Linked DNA regions of Mus musculus: region 1 is linked to region 2. A link is a loop called in an ENCODE intact Hi-C map of the cell type or tissue named here. Cell type or tissue: heart. All regions are shown on one strand. Links, peaks and the distances in the headings refer to the core of each region. The heading gives the core; the rest is flanking DNA. Region 1 overlaps Rabgap1l (RAB GTPase activating protein 1-like). Region 2 holds the start of Rabgap1l (RAB GTPase activating protein 1-like).

Region 1 (10,241 bases), core at 633-8,632, 48 kb after region 2:
AGCCCTTGCTTCAATATTGAAATAATTCAGTCTTCTATTAGAGAAATATGTATTGAGCCCATGCTGTTTTTAGTCATTTTCTAAGCATGTGTTGGTGAAAAAAGTAAAAGTAGACACAATCCTTGCTGTACTGCAGATAGTTTAGTAGTCTGTCTTGTAGTTAAGTGTCTCTGACTCTCCAGCACCCGAGTTATATAGGTGCACACTGCTGTGTGTGGCTTTGGGTGGGTTGGGATCCAGGTTCTGGTCCTACTGCTTATATGGCAGGCATTTTATCCACTGAGCCATCTCTCTAGCCCCCACTGAAGGGTACTGAATGGTGAACCAGTCTTAGAGACTTAGTATATAACTTGTATGTGTTTGTTAGGCATGGTTTTCTAGTATATTGAGGTTTTTTTTTCTTAAGAGATATTATTGGTCTATAATTTTCTTGTAATCTAGTCTTAGTATAATGCCACAATACCACATCTCTCACAAACTCTTTTTTTAACCAACCTTTTTTTTTTTTAAAGATTTATTTATTTATATAATGTATATTAGTGCACTGTAGCTGTCTTCAGACACACCAGAAGAGGGCATCAGATCCCAAGATGGTTGTGGGCCATCATGTGGTTGCTGGGAATTGAACTCAGGACCTCTGGAAGAGCAGTCAGTTCTCTTAACTGCTGAGCCATCTCTCCAGCCCTCTCATAAACTTTTAAGAGATAATATAATTCTTTATGATCTCTTTCATAATGTTGTAATTCTTATTTTTTCCTTATTGTTATTTGAATGTAGGAATTCCTCTGTCCTGTCTTCCATTCCTGTCACTATTCTTTCTTCTTCCTGCTTATCATGATTGGTGATGCTTTCCACTGTAGTTGTCTTTTTAAAATTTTCTTTCTTTTGTTTTTTCATTTCCTTCCTTCTTCCCTTCTTCCGTCTCTCCCTTCTTCCCTCCCTCCCTCCCTCTCCCTCCCTTCCTTATTTAGTGTGTGTGTGTGTGTGTGTGTGTGTGTGTGTGTGTATACACCTCTGAGTCCATATGGAAGTCAGAAGACAATATTCAGGAATTGAGCCTCTCTTTCTACTATGTGTGACTTGGATTGAGGCCTCATTATTTATTCTTTTTTTATTAGATATTTTTTTTATTTACATTTCAAATGGTATCTCCTTTCCTAGTTTCCCCTGTGAAAACCCCCATCCCCTTCCCCTTCCCCCTGCTCCCCAACCCACCCACTCCCTCTTCCTGGCCCTGGCAGTCCCCTATACTGGGGCATAGAGCCTTCACAGGACCAAGGAGGCCTCATTCTTTAATATCACTTATAGAGAATGAAACAAACAATTGTGACAATACCACCTGTTGTGTCTGGCCAGCAGATCACAGGTCTGGGTTCTAGCCTGGAAACCTGGAAGAGAAGAGGGGCTAGGCGGCGCAAGATAAAGATGTAGCTAAGACAGTCATCCTGATCAAAGCTCAATTTTACTATTCCAACACTCAGTTATGAAGGAGGGGAAGGGGGGCCTGATTCCTGCCAAATAATCCTGGAGTCCAGTAGCAGGGTGACCACGTGGCTCCGGAACAGCAAAGCGGCAGCTTCCAGCAGTGGGCGTGGCAGAAAGATTGAGCAGCAAGCTCCATCCCGATGTAAACAGTGGGGGAGGGGAGGCTACAACCACCAATATCAAATTATGCAAGATAAAGAAAGACACTTAATGTCCATTATAGTCATGTCTATACATAAGTAAGAAATTGAAGGAAAATCCATGGAAAAATTCTGCTTGCTGGCTTCCTTATAGATAGGTTCATGCTTAGCTAGCTAGCTTCCTTATACTCAGGATCATCTTCCTAAGTATGAAGTATTGATGCCTTTCTACATCAGTTACTAATGAAGACAACTCCTCCCAGACATGTCTAGAAGTCAGTTTCATCTGTGGAACTCCTCAGTCAAGGGTTCTTCTCAGATGATTCCAGGCTGTGTCAAGTTTATGAATAAAATTAACTAGGAAAAATGTCTTCTTATGTGAAAAATCATTTAAGATTAACGTGTAAAAAGGAAAGAGAGGCCCATTGGTTGTGCAAACTTTATATGCCTCAGTACAGGGGAATGCCAGGGCCAAGAAGTGGGAGTGGGTGGATGGGGGAGCGTATGGGGGGACTTTTGGGATAGCATTGGAAATGTAAATGAAATAAATACCCAATTAAAAAAAAAGAAAAGAAAAGGTTAAGAAAGGAGGAAGGGAAAGAGAAATAAAGGAGAAGCCAAGTTAAATGGAAATGAGAAGCCAAGGAATGAAGAAAGATATGGAAGAAAAAAGAGCAAGAGATTAGAAAACAAAATGAAAAGAAACAAAGACTTTTAAAATATGAGAATGTTTAGAAACAAAATTAGGTAAATTTAAGAAGGGGAGTAAAAATAAAAAGAGGTTTACCATTCGTTTTGGAAAAACAGCAGTAGCAATTACTGAAAGTGTAGTAGAGAGAAACATGTCGGGTTGGGGAACAAAAGGCAAAATGGTGGCCCAATAATAAAAGATATGTAAATAAAATGTTTTTAAAAAATATAAGGAAGCAAAACTGCCATTAAACATGAAAGAAAGAGCTGGGCAGTGGTAGTGTATGCCTTTAATCCCAGCACTCGGGAGGCAGAGGCAGGCAGATTTCTGAGTTCGAGGCCAGCCTGGTCTACAGAGTGAGTTCCAGGACAGCCAGGGCTACACAGAGAAACCCTGTCTTGAAAAACCAAAAAAAAAAAAAAAAAAAAAAAAAAAAAAAAAAAGGAAGAAAGAAGACAAGGAAATACCAGGGCGTGGGGTAGTGGGGAACAAGAAAGGGAAGGTGAGGTGGTGGACTGGCTTCCACTGGGCTGATGGCTGCGTGCACTTGGGGCAAGGAGAGCGTTGTTGAATTTGTGGGCTTCCGTGTTTCCTTTGTTTATCCGGGTGCTGAACTTTCTAGAGGCTTTTTTTTTTTTTTTTTTTTTGCACCTGTCTGCTTTTCCTGGACTTTGCAATTGTTCTGTCATTGCCTTAGTGAATTTCTGACACTCTCTTCTCTCTATTTGGAACAGAGTGCTTTTTCTTCCTATGGGTCTTCTCTTTCTTTTGGTCACCTGGAGGTAGTGTCTGGTCTGACACCTGCACAGAGGTCAGGGGATCACTTCTTGCAGCACGTGCAGTTTCTTGAAGAGACAAATTGCTCACATGAAGATGATTAGGTCACACTCACAGCTTTCATTATGATATCAGTAGAAGGCTGTTGGCAAAGTTGTTCAGGCTTATGGTATGTGCTACAGTTCATTTTATACATTGATGATCCTGAATTTTTACATTTTTATATATTTGTAATGGTACTGTGTATGGTCTGTTAATGTTTGTGTGCCTATGTTTTGATACATTTTAACTTTTTAATACGTTTATTTGTATGTTATGATAGTAAATGATAAAAACAGATTGTTACCCACTTATGCCTTATACATTCATGACAGGCCTAGTTTAGCTGTTTAAAATATGATAAAACACTTATATAGGGAGAAAGTTTATTTTCACAGATTTAGAGACTTCAGTACACAACTGCTATGAAAAACACGAAGCCATTGAAACAGCAATGCAAAAACAAATATTTTAAAAATTAATTAATTTGGGGGCTCTAGAGAGATGACTCAGTGATTGAGAGCACTGACTGCTCTTTCAGAGGTCCTGAGCTCAATTCCCAGCAACCACATGGTGGCTCACAACCATCTGTAATGGGATCTGCTGCCCTTTTCTGGTGTGTCTGAAGACAGCTACAGTGTACTCATATAAATAAAGTAAATAAATCTAAATTTAAAAAATTAATTTTTAATTAGCATACAAAGGCATTTTCCTTATAGCATTTTCATATGCTCATCACCTTTCGGGATGTGATCTTGATTTTTTTTTTTTCTAGGTTGCCTATATCTTAAATGAGAATGTTAGCTTTAAGAAGACAGAGACAACAGTGGTTTTACTAATGAGTATAGCGTCTGGTGTATAGTAGAGACTCATGTAAATGTGTTAAATGCATGAATGAAAATGAATACTAGAAGATGTAGTAATCCTGAGAGTCGACTATAACATGAGAAAGAATTTGGTTTAAGGTGCTGTAATGAGAGAATATATTGAGCCAAGTAAGGCATGGCATATAGGCTGGGTTCCATATGCATTATTTTTATGTATGCTCTTCCAGCAGTTTCTTCTACTTGGAGTATTTCCCCTGAAGTAGAGGTAGGGCTTGTTTTAGAGGAGGCTGACCATATCCGTTATTGCTGATGTGATGCGTGAAGCAGTGGAGGGGAAGCAAGAGTGCCATCTAGTTTCTGGTTTGACTAAGTTAGCAGAAGAGCCTTAGTTGCTAAAAAGAGAAGCATGGATGAGAAACAGGTGTGGAGAGTTCATTAGAAATTCTATTTGGTCACAGTTGACTTAAGATACCAATAAAGCTTTTCTTTGGAAATGGTAAGAAGGGATTTGGATTCCAAGTCAGGAAATTAGAGAGGAATTAGTGTTTGGATAGAAATTTGGGAGACTGAGCATAGAGACACATGGACGTTTTTTATTCAGCATGGTGAGAGGATGCCTACAGCAAGTGTGCCAGGGAAAAGAACGGCAGCATTTAGAATCAGATAGAAACACTTGACAGTGGGTTGGAGAAGCCTGACCACAGAAAGACTCTTAGGCTACATGATGCTTTGGCTGCTAAGGATAAAAAGTGCAGCTTAAAAGAGAAAAAGACATGAATTGCTAACTCAAGCTGGAGTTTCAGACACAACAATAAAGTGGTTAAAAAAAACCCCTGGAAGATAAATGGCCTTACAAAGTGATTTACTTACATAACAGCAGTAAATGACTGGTACTTAACGAGTGCAATCCTCTGTTGTTTGGATATTCCTGGGAATTTTTATTTTTAACATTGAAAAGTAATTTTTAAATGTGCAATTTGAACTTGGGTTTTTCTTTTCTTTTCTTTTCTTTTCTTTTCTTTTCTTTTCTTTTCTTTTCTTTTCTTTTCTTTTCTTTTCTTTTCTTTTCTTTTCTCTTCCTTCCTTTCTTTCCTTTCTTTCTTTCTTGACAAGATTAATGGTTTTAGTGCCACCTAATGGCAAAGTGGAACATTGCAGCCATGTTTATCTGCAGTGAAAAGTGCTGTCTTTGAAAGAACATCTCTCGGGACTTTGTTCTTGGACAGGCCATGGAGTGCAGGATCTGGTCTTCTTCAGGCCAGCCTGCCTATTCTGCCCTCCTCACATTACTCGTTTATTCACAGTGAACACTATTTGATTTAAGATTTGTTTTTTCATTTAGGTTTTTGCTCATGTATTTTCCTCTAAGAGTTCTTTTTTAAATTTAATTTTATTTGTAATTCATTTTTTACACTCCATATTCCATTCCCAGCCCCTCTCCATCCACCTTCTTGAGGGTTAGGTGCATCATCTCTGAATGAACCTGGAAGTCCTCTACTGTATGTGTGTTGGGGGCCTCATATCAGCTGGTGTATGTTGCCTGTTTGGTGGTCCAGTATTTGAAAGATCTTGGGGGTCCAGATTAATTGAGACTGCTGGTCCTCCTACAGGATCACCCTTCTCCTCAGCTTCTTTCAGCCTTCCCTAACTCAACCACAGGGGTCAGCAGCTTCTGCCCATTGGTTGGGTGCAGATATCTGCATCTGACTCTTTCAGCTGTTGGGACCTCCACTTGAGCTGGATGCCACTTTGGGCCTGTTGCTGGGCCTTCTTTTCCTCAGGCTCCTTTCCATTTCCATACCTGTAATTCTTTCAGACAGGAACAATTATGAGTCAGAGATGTGACTGTGGGATGGCAATCCCATCCCTCACTTGATGTTCTGTCTTCCTGCTAGAGGTGGGCTCTATAAGTTTCCTCTCCCTACTGTTGGGCATTTTATCAAAGGTCCCTCCCTTTGAGTCCTGGGAGTCTCTCACTTCCTAGGTCTCTGGGGGGGGGGGGGACCGTGGGGTGAGGGGGGGTGTCCCATTAACCTTCTATTTCCTGAAGTTGTCTATTTACATTCTTTCTGCTGGCCCTCAGGACTTCAGTCCTTTTTGCTCACTGGATACCAGATCAGGTATCCCCTCTCCCCAACCCTACTCCTCACTCCCCCATCCACTTTCCCTCCCAGGTCCCTCCCTCCCTCCCTACTTGTGATTGCTTTCTTCTCTCTCCCATATGGGACTGAGACATCCCCACTTAAGCACTTCAGGTTGTTGTTGTTGACCTTTTTGACTTCTGTGGACTGTATCTTGTTTTTTTTCCCCCCCCCAATATCCACTTATTACTGAGTACATACCATACATGTCCTTTTGGGTCTGGATTACCTCACTCAGAATGATATTTTCTAGTTCCATCCATTTGCCTGCAAAACTCAGGTTCATTTACACAATGGAATACTACTCAGCTATTAAGAACGAGGCCATCCTCTAAGAGTTCTTTTCTGCCACTTTACTTGAGGTTATCCCACGCTCTGCACCATTTCTCTGTCGTTTGCTGTTTTACTCTTTAAACTTTTAGATTTGGACCGATTTCACTCTCTCCCTCTTCTCCTCACTCACTGTCCCCCACTTTCTCTTTATCCTCCTTCCTCTCCCTCCTTTTCTTTTCTTCCTCACTAGTGTTTAAGCGTTGGAACAATGTCTACCTTGTCCAGCCTTCTTCAGGCATGTAGCCGAGGACTAAGATCACTGTCTGTTATGTAGTATGTAATATCTTCAGTCAGAATTAGTTGTGTGAATAAATTTATGAACTTCTAGAAATTTGAGTTTCTGTGAGACTATAGATCTAGCAAGAAAATGGAATTTCATTTAATATGATTATTGAGACCTAACTTGGTACATGAATACAAATGTATGAAATTTTACCTTTTGAGTGTTGTAAAATATTAATATCTCCAGAGAAGAAAAACACATCTTAGAGTATTAAAGTTTATATTCATTTGTCAACTTCATTAACCGCAAAATATTTTAAGTATGGTACTTGGTCTTTAGGAGATAAGTTTTTTGAAATGCTTTGGATTTAATAAAGTAATTGAATACATTTTATTGGATAGGGTTTTACTATGTGTGTGTGTGGTTTTTTTTACCTTGTTAAACTTCTGGGCTTAAAGGCTTTCCCTGTCTTAAACCTGGGAGGCTGAGAAGCTGAGATTACAGGGATCTCTTCTCCTCCCCCTCCCCTCCCTGTCCCCCTCCCCTCTCCTTCTTTTCCCTCCCTCTCCCCTCCCCTCCCCCTCCCCCTCCTACTCTCCTTTTCCCTCTCCCTTGTCCATCTCTGTCCTGTGTATGTGTGTGTGTTAATTTGTTTCTAGTCATACATTTACTTTTCTCCCTCTCTATATTGAAACAAAAACTTGTAGTATTTCTTAACAAAATAGAGAGTTGAGTCGAGGTAAATCTGTCTGGTTGAGGTACAGCTGGGTTGTGTTTTTCAGGTAACAGTATTCTGTTAGTCTGAAAGTTAAGAGCAGAGAGAGTGCATTTCTTTGAGTGGCCTAGTCCAAGAAGATAGCCTTCCACATTTGGAGATAATTTGCTTGCCGGGATTCTTTTTCATATGAACCATTTAAAAAAGATTCTTAGTTTAGTTTTAGTTTGTTTTTAATCAGGTTCTACTTTTTCTTTTGTTACTCTTTAGTTGTTCCAGGTGGATGTGGGCAGAGAGGTTTGCAGAACTGAAATGGAGGTCAGAGCTTCGTTCCAGAAGGTTAGTGGGTCATCTGATTCTGTGGCCACACTGAACAGTGAAGAATTTGTTTTGGTTTCTCAGCACACAGATGCCACTTCTATAAAGGATGATGGGAAGCCACAGCTGAAGGTATTGTTTCTTCTTTTTTCTAATATGGCACTGTTTTTCATGAATTTCTTTCTCCCTTCTAACTATTTGGAGCTCATCTGGGGATAAGCACTGAAGGATTTCTTAAAGTACTGACCTGGATAATAAAAGTCAGGGTTTGGTTGACTCTTTCAGACGACCTTGTAGTAATAAAAATACTTAATGTTTTATTAATCCAGAGGCTAATTATTTGGCTTGATTTTTAAAAAGTTTTTTTCCCTCAATTATCTTTTGGTTATTTACCTTCTGATAAATTCTTGGAGGAAGAAATAGTTGGGAAATAGAGAAAAAGTAATATGTGAATTAAACTTACTGATTAATTCTTACATAAATTTATTTGACTGTTTCTTTTTCTTCTGGGTTTTAATTGAAAGATTTTTCTGTTATGTAGTTTTAGCTTTAAATTATGTGTAAGAGTCTGGTAGACAGTTTAACAGTTGACTAATTAGTTTAAAAGTGTACATCTTATATTTTTTGCAGTTAATTTCAATTGGATTTTAAAAAAATTATTTCTCTCCTAAGTTTTGGGTTGCTTTTCCTAAGTTAAAGAATAGAAAGCAAGCAAGCCTGTTATATGTGCATGGGAATTGGTAACTCTTTTTTGTAAATAGGAATGGAAATAATAATAAAGTACTCTTTTATACATGGCTAGTAAGTATGGCATCAAAACATATCATTGAGTCAGAAATACACTTTAAAGGAGGTTATTAAGTGCTTGTATTATGTCTAGTACATAATTCTATTCAAATGGTCTCAGTGCCTTATTTTTGACAATTGTATTGCATTATTTTGTTTAAGATACCATTTATTTTCTTAGGCTTGTGCCCCACTTAATTTTCAGAAAAAAATATAACTTCTAAGAAAATTAGTAATAGTCTTGGAGCTAATGGGTTTATAAAGAAATTGAAAATATGTGTATAGATGCTAAGAAATACTATTGTTTAAGTGGTATTTACAATGTGCCATATCTTATCCATTTTCCTCTCAAAACACATAAAATTCAAATGGTCTGATTGTGTGTGTGTAGTATGTATGTTATACAATAGTTTATTGTGTGGAGGACAATCCATGGACAGTTTTCTGGATGCTCTCTCCTTTGACCATGAGTGATCTTGAGATTGAATTCAGGTAGTTGAGTTTGGCAGTGAGCACTTTTACCCACTGAGCCTTCTCACTGGTCTTGCATCAAATGTAGTTTGAAAGCCCTTGCAATATTTTATGAAGAATCCTTTTGTGAAGTGAACCCCTCTTTTATTTAGTAGATTTTATCATTCAGGATCTCAATGTATTGTGGGAATGTGAAATTAGGATTACTGGACAAATTCTCAGTATTTACTGACTGTATATTTAAATATTTAGAGTTTTTAAAGGTTTTACTTATTTTATGTATGTGAGTACGCCATCACTGTCCTCAGACACACCAGAAGAGGGCATCAGATCCCATGACAGATGGTTGTGAGCCACCATGTGATGTGGTTGCTGTGAATTGAACTCAGGACCCCTGGAAGAGCAGTCAGTGCTCTTAACCACTGAGCCATCTCTAGCCTGAATATTTAGAGCTTAATTTTTCCAAAATGAAGTATTTTTAATAAATTAAGCCTCATAATTAAGAAATTGAAGAAGAATTGTCTTGCTCTGCCTTTAGATAGCTTCCAATGGTGATGAGCAGTTGGAAAAAGCCATGGAAGAGATTTTGAGAGATTCCGAGAAAGGACAAAGCGGTCTACCTGTTGATTGCCAAGGATCCAGTGAGATTTCAGACTGTCCCTTTGGAGATGTGCCGGCCAGCCAAACAACTAAGCCGCCTCTCCAGTTAATTTTGGATCCATCTAATACAGGTAATGTGCTGGATCCTTCAAGACAATAAAGGGGATGGAATAACATAAGATTTAAGGTGAAAGTTAGAAAACTTTCAGTTTAACATTGTCTTTAATCTTGAAAAAAGATTTGTGTGTATATGTGTGCCTGTGTCATTGTATGCATATTCCACATACCCATGTGCCCACAAAGGTCATAGAGTGTTGGAACCCTTGGAGCTACCTAGTGTTTGTACAATGTCAAGTTGGCATTTGGGTGCTAGGATCTGAGCTCCAGTCCTAAGGATTGTATAGCAAGTGTTGTTAACTGATGATCCAGTCGTCTACCCCAATATTTAACTTTTTCCTTTTCTTGAGACAGTGCCATTCAGAAGGGCCTTAAAGAGCACTCAGGAGACGGGAGGCAGGAGAATGACGAATTTTAGGCCAGCCTTGCAACACTTTCCATACCCCTGTCCCCCACCCCTTAGTTTTGTTTCATTTAGATCAGGGCCACCATGCTTTTAGTTCTGGTTGGAGGTTTCTATGGTTTTGCATATATATATCTACCTAGAATAAGAACTCTATGTTTGAGCACTCATATTA
Region 2 (10,241 bases), core at 1,091-9,090:
GGTATATAAATGCTGGGTCCTTTAAAAGTTGAAAAAATACTTTGCCAAACTTGAAAAAAGGGGGGAGGGTATTTCCACATTCCAGATAAGAGAAACCAGAAGCAGAGTATACCAGGGAACTGAATTTAAATGTATGCTGACATGAATAGGAATTAAACACATGCTGGGAGATTGGGAGACTAAATGAAAATACATAAGAACATCATAGATAAAATTTTAAATTACAGTAAGCACAATAGTCAGGAGTAGAAAAAGCAACATAAAGAAATATCTTGTATAATTCCATTTATGGAAAAATTTCATATTTTGAGCAGGGTTTCATCCCAGGGTGATGTCAAACTCTCTATGCAGCTGAAGATGATCTTGAATTTCTTGCATCATTTGCCCATCTAGCCTTGAACTCCAGATGCCAAATATATAGGTGTGAAATACCAAGTTTACATGCTGCTGGAGATCAAGCCCTGGACTTTGTGTGTGCTAGGCAAATGCTCTAATAACTGTGCTAGATTTCCAGCCCCAGGAAATATTAAATGCAAACTAATCTGTAGTAACAGCTGCTAAATGGTTGCCTGAGGATGTGGCAGATGAGGGCGAATGGACCCAAAGAACATCTTTGGGATGGTAGCTATGCTGGCTGTCTTGATGGTGGTGATATTCTTATAAAAGTATATATGTCAAAATGTGTCCAGTTTTATATTTCAAAAATGAATAGCTAATTGTATGACAATTATACTTTATAAAACTTCTAAAAAGAAATGAGAAAAAAATAGAAAAAGCAAAATCATATCCAAGCAAACCTAACATCTCTTCCTTCCTACTTATTTTTATATCACCTATTTTTTTAAAGGAACTTGCTTATCTATCCTGTGAATTGTAGGTTTTATTGATGTCAATAAAAGATCCCTTAGCTTTTAGGGCTAGACAAGGAAATGCTTGTGAGTGAAATTTATGTGTGGGATGGGGGTGGGGAGATTCGGCATATTCTGGTTGTCTGGGCAGGATAGGACTTATCATACTGTTTTCTCTACTTTTATATACTGAAACATTTTTATGATACAAAAGATCATAATATCTTTTTGTAATATCTCAGAGGTTGGTCATCTCCTAGGAGCTAAGTAGACATGACTCCCCCATGCCCCCTTCCTCCCAGGTGTTTTTGTTATTCACTAAGGAGGGTCATTGTCACAGACAAAGAAAAGCAGTCTGATAGTGAGATAAATTTCAGACATTTCTATCAGGTATTGGTAGCTATCATCTTTCTTCTTATTGGGTAATAAAAATAATAAGTCAGTCTTCAAGAAACGTTAACACTGCCTGCCTCTCTCATGATTGAGAACATGTTCTGATTTCCATAAACATATTGCTTGTTGACCGTGTTGTGGTTATCATTATTGATAGTGGTGGTCATTGTCTTCCTTCTCATCTTCTTTTTCTCCCTCCCTCCTTACCTCCCTCCCTCCCTTCTTCCCTCCCTTCTTTCCTTCCTTCCTTTCTTGAGACAGATTCTCACATTGTAGCCCAAGGTGTCCTGGAACTCACTTTGTATTCCAGGCTAGTCGTGAACTTGTGATCTTCTTGCCACCATACCTGGCTGGTTGAGTGTGTTCTTATTCTGTCTGAAAGGATGACTTTAGTATAGGCTTAGAATGATTTTTTCAGCTTTAAATAAGAAGGAAGGAGAAAAGTCTTCCTGCCTACACTGTATGTTTTGCTACCTCTCGTTTCTCCTTTCTTTAGGGAGCCAGTTCCATTTTTCTTTCTCTTTTCTTCTGTCTGTCTGTCTTTCTTCCTTCCTCCCTCCCTTTGTGTGTGTGTGTGTGTGTGTGTGTGTGTGTGTGTGTGTATGTGTGTGCTTTCTCTTGTATCCCTGGCTGTCCCGGAACTCAGTAGACCAGACTGGCCTTGAACTCAGAGATTCACCTGCCACTGCCTCCAAGTGCTTAAAGGTATGCACCACCACAACCTAGGTTACCAGGGTTATTTTTCTAATCTTTCCAGTGTCAGACAAACAACAACAACAACAACAAAACAACTCTGAACCAATATAATAGTGGCCAGGGAGTGGTTGTGTGGGTAAGAACATTTGCTATGCAAACATGGAGACCTAAGTTCAGATCCCCAACACCCATGTAAAAATAACCAGGTGTGGCCATGCATGCCTACAACCCCAGTGCTGGTTAGAAATGGACACAGGAAGTCTGCTAGAGCCTGCTGGCTGACAGCCTAGCCAAACCGGTGAGCTGTGGTTCAGTGAGAGACTCTGTCTTAAGAGAATAGCATAGAGAATGGCAGAAGATACTCAGCATCCTCTTTTGGTTTGGTTAATGTATACTTAAGTATAACACACACACACACACACACACACACACACGCACACACACACACACACAAAAGACAAAACAAAAATATAAAAAACCCCTCACATGTTAAATGCATATAAACATGGTTACCCATTAGAGTCATTAGGTGCTTTTATTAGGGCAAGCTGATTTAAATAAAGCACAGAATTTAAACTAATTTTTTAAGTGCAGTGATGAGTTCTCAGACATTACATAAATAACCCAGTCTGGGAAGGGTTCTGGGTAGTAGACAAATCCCTATGAGGACCTTCTAAAATTTTATCAAGTACAGAATCTATTCATGTCATTAAAACAATATCTGTGGGAGAGTCATATGATTCTTCCTTCCATAATATGTATTGAAAAATTCAGACTTGACTGCAAATAATAAAAATCTAAATTCATTTTAAAAATCCTAAGTAACTAAGAAAACATCTTGACTCAGGGAAATGACTAAATCTAGAGGATGACTTCTGGCTTATTTTGAACTCTTTCATAATGTGTCAGCTTCGCCTTCGGGTCAGCTTCCTTCACTGTAGAGGTGGTGGCTTCGTTAACTAAACCCACCCATCTCAGCAGCTAGTGTGAGGAAAAACTCCTTTTCATTCTCCTCCACACACAAGATGTGCCTGGCTGTGTTCAGTGTTTAATATTGTCAGTTTGACAGGATATAGGATTATCTGGGAGACAAGCGTCCAGGCGTGCCTGTGAGGGGTGATCTAGATTAGGTTAACTGAAGTGAGAAGTCCGGCTTTCACGTGAAGTCACACCCTTCTTAGGCCTGGCCTCCTGGTAAACAGGAGAAAGTGAGCTAAGTCCTAGCCTTCATTGTCCCCTTTGTCAAATAACTTCGCTTTGTTTAGAAGATACCTGAAGGCAAATGCTATGTATGGCCTTTTCGTGTGCTGATTTTCTCATAGAGCCTGGCTCAGTATCTACTTCTCGTATATTTACAATGAGACTCTGCAAACGTGGAAGTCAACAGATGATTTGTGTTAATTAGATCCTAACTTTATTAGGTATCAAACTTAAAGCATTGAGTCAGGTTCTGGTTAGGAGGTCTACTCAGGGTACAGAGCTTAACAAAAATACCTTCTGGGAAGGACCTAACACGGAGGGGAAACCCGAATGAGTTGGAACACTTTTGCTATGACACAGCATCTGTAGGCATTAACATTAAGAAAAAGGAGAAAAGAAACTTGGGTTTGAAGGTCCTTTGACAAATGTTACAGGGTAGCTTTTGGATCTGGGTGGACAATAATGACAGACCAATTGAAGTGTTATAAGAAAAGAGAACTTTCAACTCAAGAAGCTACTCTAGAGGTCCAATCTCTGGACACATTCAATTCAAACAGTAATATTTACTGAACGGATACTTTCTATAAGCCAGGTAGGATTCATCATGAAAGGCACAGAAATGGGTGAACAGGTCCCTCTAGAATCTCTAAAATATTTCACAGATTAAGGGTACACATATTTGTGCCATAAACCTGAGAAAAAAAGTTCTTATGAGATTCAAGGAATGTACAGGTCTTTTCTGGCTGCTTGATCTAGAAAGGAAAAAATTCACAGTTCAAAAATTAGTACAATATTTGTGGCAGAAAGTAAATACTTTAGTTTATCTGTCCTCCAAAATCTACTCTCTGAAAGGCTAAAAGGTGAGACCCGGGATGCCTTTACCGTTGGGTTAGCGCTTTCCTATGTAGTCTGAGTCTGGAAGAATCAATGAAGGGGGATGCCTCCAAGCACCTTCAAAGGACAAAGAGTCCCGGTGGAAAAGTTAGTCCTCCGAGGTGACTTACTGGCCTCACGGAATGGAAATATGTAAAACAGGTTTGTTAAGAAAGAATCTCCCCAAAAGGGACTTAGAACTCAGTCAGTGCTGGGGATGATTGCCAGGCACCAGCACGCGTGCTGGAGGAGGTCCTCGCGTGCCTCCGCTCTCCTAGCTCGCCCTCTGCCCTCTGCTCAGGTTTGTACTCCGCGCTTTCAGGGTTGGGGGGGCCAAGCCGAGTCAAGCGAGCCTGTGGACGCGCGCGCGCGCCGCCGACTTAGGCAGAGAAGGCACCTCCGCCCTCGGGAGCGCGCACGCCGCGCCGAGGGGCCGGGCGCGCGCGCTCCCGCCGACCGCCTCCTCCTCAGTCCGCCCCCTCCCTCGCCTCTTCCTGCCGTGCGGTCCTCTCCCCTCCCCAGCCCGCTCCCTCCGCCCCGTTCCCTCCGCCCTCCCTGGGCTTCGGCCGCGGCGGAGTGAACGGGACGGGCCCGGCCGCAGAGCTCTGGGCGGCGGGTGGGACTCGGGCGTCTGACAGAGTTGTTGTTCCGGCACGGCCGCGGAGACGTGAGGTGAGGTGAAAGCGGCCTTCGAGGGGGGCTCGAGGGCGGCCTGACGGCTGGGAGCCGCGCTCCGGGGGGTTTTGAGGTGGACCCGGCTGGTTCAGAGAGGGTCGGGGTGCGAGGCCCGGCCCGGGACCGGGATGCTGGAGCGGGGCGGAAGGCATCCGGCGGGCTCAGCACCGTCGGCCGCCTCCGGGACACCCGGGTTCTCCGTGTGGCTGGCTCGTCGCGGTGGGGCGGCCGGGCGGGAGGCGGGGTTGGCGCCCCTCACCTGGGGCCGGGTGGTGGCTTGGGCGGCCGCCGCCTCCAAGTGTGCCCTCCTGACATTGCCGCCGCCCCCGCCGGCGGTGGCCGGGATGTGGCTGCTGCTGGGCTCGCAGTCCCAGCAACCCCGAGTCCGGGGGGGCGTGTGGACAGGTTTATTTTCTTACCCACTTGAAAGCGTCGGTTGGATCCCGTGTCCTTCCCTCGCTCTTCCCTTTCCTCCGCCCCGCGCACTTTGCTCCGTTCCTGCTGGCGATGCTTGTGGTTTTGCTGTCTGGGATAGGCTGTTTTTTGGGCAGATCTCTACCTGCCAGGAATGCCCCGCTTCAAAGTTGACCGCGTGGGCCCCGACAGACACTCATCCACACCCACGCGCATGTTGTCCTCCGTGTCCTGATAACTGAGTCAAAGTTTCTGAGACCGAGCTGGTACTTTGCTCGGATCGCCAACGGTGCAGGGCTGGGCAGTGCGTCAGCATGTGGAAAGGGGCCACTGGCCATTGGGGAGGTGGCCAGGAGCAAGGAAGGCTGAACTGAGAAGTTCATTTGTGGTCTCAAGACAGTTTCGTTCAGGTGCTTATATATTCTTTTTGGACTTCTCAGAGTTGGTTATATCAGAAAAAGACTCGAATTTAGGCGATCGTTTTTTCAGAACCGATGGTATGCAAATTAAATGAACCGCTAACCTTTAATGGTAAGGGCTTGCTTGACCTGCTTAGTGCTGTTTGGAAACAGATGTCAAAGCATGCATTTTTTTTTCCAATGGACAGTTTAGATGATTTTAATGCATCTAAATTTTCTTGTGTATGAGAAGAGGTAGATAGTTGACTGTCACAATTCAGAGAACACAATTTCCTGAAAACCTTAAGACTTTTCTTGTAGTAGTGTTTACATTTGGCAGCCGCTGCACTTCTGTAGAATGTCCAGTAATCGTGATCAGGAGGTACAGACATGAAGTTTGTAGTCAAATTGGAAGTGGATTCTATTCGTGGAAAATACTAGTTTACAAGCTGCCTGGAAAGGGAAATTGGCCTGTGATTCATTGTCTTAGTTGTGTTCTCTATATGAAACTGACACTGAGGTTGAAAGGAGAAAGGCTAGATGAATTTAATATAGTATATGTTACTACAAAATGTACTTCTTGGGAAGCTAGCTAAGACTTTGAGTTAGATTGATGACCATATTAAATTAGTTCAAGATGTACTCTTAATATACTAAACCACCTGGGGAGAAATAGATGTGATTGTTCAGGGCTTATCTGTGAGCATGTTGGAAAGCTTAATTTGTGCTCTGGGAAGCTGCAAATAAGGTAGGAAGCTCCAATATTATTGAGGAAAATAGCAAATATACAAACAAGTGCAAAAGGTATGGCTGTAGACCTATGGCAGTTTTCTTTCTTTCCTTCTTTTTAAAACATTGGATGGGAAGTTCTGTATATTATGTTTGTGTTGTTCTGAGAATTTTTGCTTGTTTGATCATTCCCTCATGATTTATATCATTAGGGTGTTCTAAAAAATATTTGAAAAGTTGTATTATTTTTGTTGGGGTATTTATTTATTTTTTAAAGATTTATTTGATTTTATGTGTTTTATCTCCACACAAGTCTGTGCACCCCCTCTGTGCCTGGTGCCAGAGGAGACCAGAAGAGGGCATCAGATACCCTGGAACTGGAGTTACAGACAGTTGTTAGCAGCCATGTATGTCCTAGAATTAAAACCAGGTCCTCTGAAGGAACATCTAGTGCTCTTAAACCACTGAGCTGTCTTTGCCTTATTTACTTATTTTTTGAGACAGAGTCTTATATGGTAGCTCTGACTGACCTGAACTTACTATATAGCCCACACTGACCTTAAACTTATAGCAGGCCTTCTGCCTCAGCCTTCTAAATACATATTAGGATTATGGACATGAACCAAGCCCAACTATATTTGTCATTGACTTACAAAGTATTATTAAGCAAGTGAAACAAGAGTTTTCATTTCTGTCAGCTCATTAGTTCTGAATTTGTGACTTTTGAAAAACTTTGCTTTGCCTGAAACTTGACATGGTTTAATTGCTGTATATTTATTTGAACTCTCAGATACTGCAGTGAGGCTGAAAGTCTTAGGTCTGGGGGAGTAGTGAAAAGTGGAAATTCTGTAGTTCCAAGTACAAATATTATATGGGAGAGATTAACAGATTTGCATACTGACTCTGAAGGAAGGAACAGTTAGGTGTATAAAGTTCTTGCACTGGCGGTATAGAACTGGGAGTCTGTTTCAGCCTACCATTTTCTTTTTAAAAATTCTTGATAATTTATTATTATTTATTTATTGTTTATGTGCCTTGCCTGCATGCATGTGTACCATGTGTGTGTTCTTGGTGCCCCTGGAGGTCAGAAGACGGCATCACATCCTCTGTATCTGGAGTTAAAGATGGTTGTGAACTGCCATGTGGGTGCCTGGACCTTTGTAAGAGCAACATGTGCTCTTAACTGTTGAGCGAACTCTCCAGCCCCCAGCCACCATTCTTTAAGTTGTATGGAGATGAGGGCTTCAGGAGATTGAAGTCAAACAATAGGGTAGCCTTTGGGAGTCCCAGCACAGAGCTCTTCTCCTGCCCCTATGTCTTATAGGTTTCAATCAGTTTTTGCATGTTTATAACAGCTTTTAAACATTATTTTAAACATTTAATTTAACATTTAAACATTTTAATGATATTTATTATAAAATGTATTGCCAGAAAACAAAACAAAACAAAACAACAAGAAAAACATCAGACACTGAAATTAACCAGACCCAAAGTATAACTCTTGTCTCATATAAATGATTTAGTTCCAGAGTTTGAGATACAAAGACTGAACATAGGACTTTTAAATTTTTTTCCTAGTCTTTCTCAGACAAGATCTTGCTGTATAACCTATCCTGGGCTCCAGTGCGTATGAACTTAGTCTGAACTCGTGATCCTCTTTGCTTCTTGATAGCTGGGATTTCACCACTATGCCTGGCCAACCCAGGGATTTCTTTAGTTTTAAGCTATTTGTCATGACAAATGGAAACAGAAAAGAAAGAGTTGAACCCAAGTAACGAAGACATACTCATTAATTCTTTTTAAAAAAGACTTAATTAAATTTTTCTTTAAAAAGTTTGCTTATTTTGTGTGTGTTTACATGTCTGTCTGTGTATACCACATGTGTTTCTGGTACCCTTGGAGTTCAAAAGAGGGTATTGGATTCCTTAGAATTGGATTATGGGTGGTTATAAGCCATGGGTGCTGGAAATAAATTGTTTTTAACTCCCGAGCCACCTCTCCAGCCTGATATACTCATTTTTTGACTTGACTGCTGTCTTTTAAGAGTAGACAGGAGTTTTGTCTTTATAGTTAATATTTAAATTGGGTATATGTATGTGGACATTAATGCTATGTGGACATTAGTTACTAAGAATTAATGAATTTAAGCAGACTTATATCTCGACATTTTAATTTTTATATTTCATTACTTTCTATATTGCTTATTCAGCCAACAAGATGCCATAATTGTTTAGATATAGAAATTTCATGCTTATGCTCATTCATTATGGGTTATTTTCTTCTTCTTTTTAAAAAAATATATAGGTTTTGGGAATTTTCCTAGGAAACATGTAGATATAGTTTTAGTTGATTTAGAGTTAGATTTGGGATAAGATTATTAGTGTGCTTGAAATTTTGAGCCTTCTTATTTTCTAAATAGTCGTAAAAATAGAAAACACACTTTTATAAATACTCATGAAAAATCTAGCTACAGGCAGTGTTGTTGTGATAGACATAGTACAGCCAAAAATACATTTAGGAAACTTCTTTGCTCCTTATCCAGTTTAGCATGCTTAAGTAGAACATCAGAAAAGTATTTCAACAAAACCAGTTTTTCTCAGAGTATGAAGTCTAAACAGTAGTTTGTGAACTATGCTGTCCCTTGCCTATTTTAAGTGCAGCAAGTACTATAAGTCTTTAAGAGCAAATTAAGTTAAAAACAAAACTAATTCTAATGGAGAATTCTTAGTAATAGAAGTTCCATTGGAAGATGCAAGCTTGTGTTAAGAATTTTGGGGAAATTAGGAATAAGATATTTGCTTTTTTTAATTGCACTGTTTCTAAACCACATACCTCCTTCCCATAGTTTGTCTTACAGAGATATCATTAGGTGTCTTAGCTGTCTTGTTACTTTCTGTTTTGAAAGGAGATATGAATTGTTATGAGACTATAGCCAAGAATAAGATTTGCATACATAGATACTGGAGATCATTGTACTGAACATTTAGTAAACTGTTTTGACTGTACTCCACTGGATGAAATACTGAATATCTTCTTCATGTTCTCTCCCTCTCCCTCCCCCTCTCTCTTTTGAAATAATAGTTTTGTGAAATACTCTTTATCTTTTCAGGACTGTGCTGATTGGCTGCTGACTTGGAACAGAAATTTCACATATCTCGTTCTACCTAGCTCTGTGTTCAGTGATATTGTTATAGTGTTGTTTGAGTGGTCATAGCAGGATTATTTATACCAGGGACAACCAGAAAATAGAATAATTTGAGCTTTGTAGCCAGTTGTTAAATGTAAAGCACATTACTGGCTATAAACACTTTGAAATATTCTTTTCATGTCATTTATGAGAAGATGTTTCCAATTAATTTTATACTCAGGTAAAGATTACCAGTCTCCTTTAAAACAAGCAATACCCCCACGAACATCCAAAACAAATGAACAGACACAAACAGACAGACATACAAACTAGTTGAGCATACTTTTCTAACCTGCAGATGAATATACAAAAATCTAAAGTCCAAAATCATATGGGTAGTTGTTGGCAAAGTCAGGGTTCTATATTGGATCTCACTATTTCTGTCTTTGTCTGCCTCATAGAGACAAACTTTCACATAGCCTCACTCACCTCTCAAGTGCTAAGATCACAGACACGCATCAATACCCTACCTGGTTAGCCAGTGGGCTTCTGTCCTTTCCTAACCCAAGCTGTTCATTTAATTCAGTTCTGGCATTCGGTTAAGCAGTCTGAGTAGAGATGAATGAGGCATGTTCTTTGACCTTGAAGCCTTCTTGCTTATATGGAAGATTAAATATGGGAACACAGATAACACATGGCAGAAAGAATTGAGTGGTAAAGAGATTAGAGAGGTGAGAAAGATTACTGTAGTTGTAAGGATAGGGGAAACAGGATGTTTTAACTATGCTTAGAAGAACAGGTAGCATTTTGAACTTGTGGACATAAGATGACTAGTTTGGAGAGAAAGGCCGTACTGGGCCATGAGCCATGGTGATCAGAAGCTTTGAG

Evidence for each region. Peaks named below come from ENCODE experiments on the same cell type or tissue, not always from the same donor. Only the 100,000 strongest peaks of a DNase experiment are listed, where the experiment ranks them.
Region 1: it touches region 2 in a loop (3-fold over the local background); 6 of 42 quality-filtered maps call a loop at or near these places.

Annotation. Positions count from the first base shown.
Region 1 is chr1:160,738,332-160,748,572 of GRCm38, reverse strand. Rabgap1l (RAB GTPase activating protein 1-like) reads left to right here. Exons shown (of 21, transcript NM_013862.5): 2 at 7,642-7,821; 3 at 9,485-9,677. The coding sequence starts at 7,684. Among named protein-coding and RNA genes, the nearest start is that of Gm37083, 48 kb to the left of the region's middle. In heart, for the core only: CTCF peaks have their summits at 4,309 and 5,098 (motif pointing left); a DNase peak (open chromatin) is centred at 1,552.
Region 2 is chr1:160,787,177-160,797,417 of GRCm38, reverse strand. It overlaps Rabgap1l (RAB GTPase activating protein 1-like), which reads left to right and starts at 4,480. Exons shown (of 21, transcript NM_013862.5): 1 at 4,480-4,682. It overlaps Gm37083 (a long non-coding RNA gene), which reads right to left and starts at 5,523. Exons shown (of 3, transcript XR_003948752.1): 1 at 5,105-5,523. In heart, for the core only: CTCF peaks have their summits at 6,572 (motif pointing right) and 7,288; a DNase peak (open chromatin) is centred at 4,457; H3K4me3 peaks cover 2,488 bases; H3K27ac peaks cover 2,403 bases.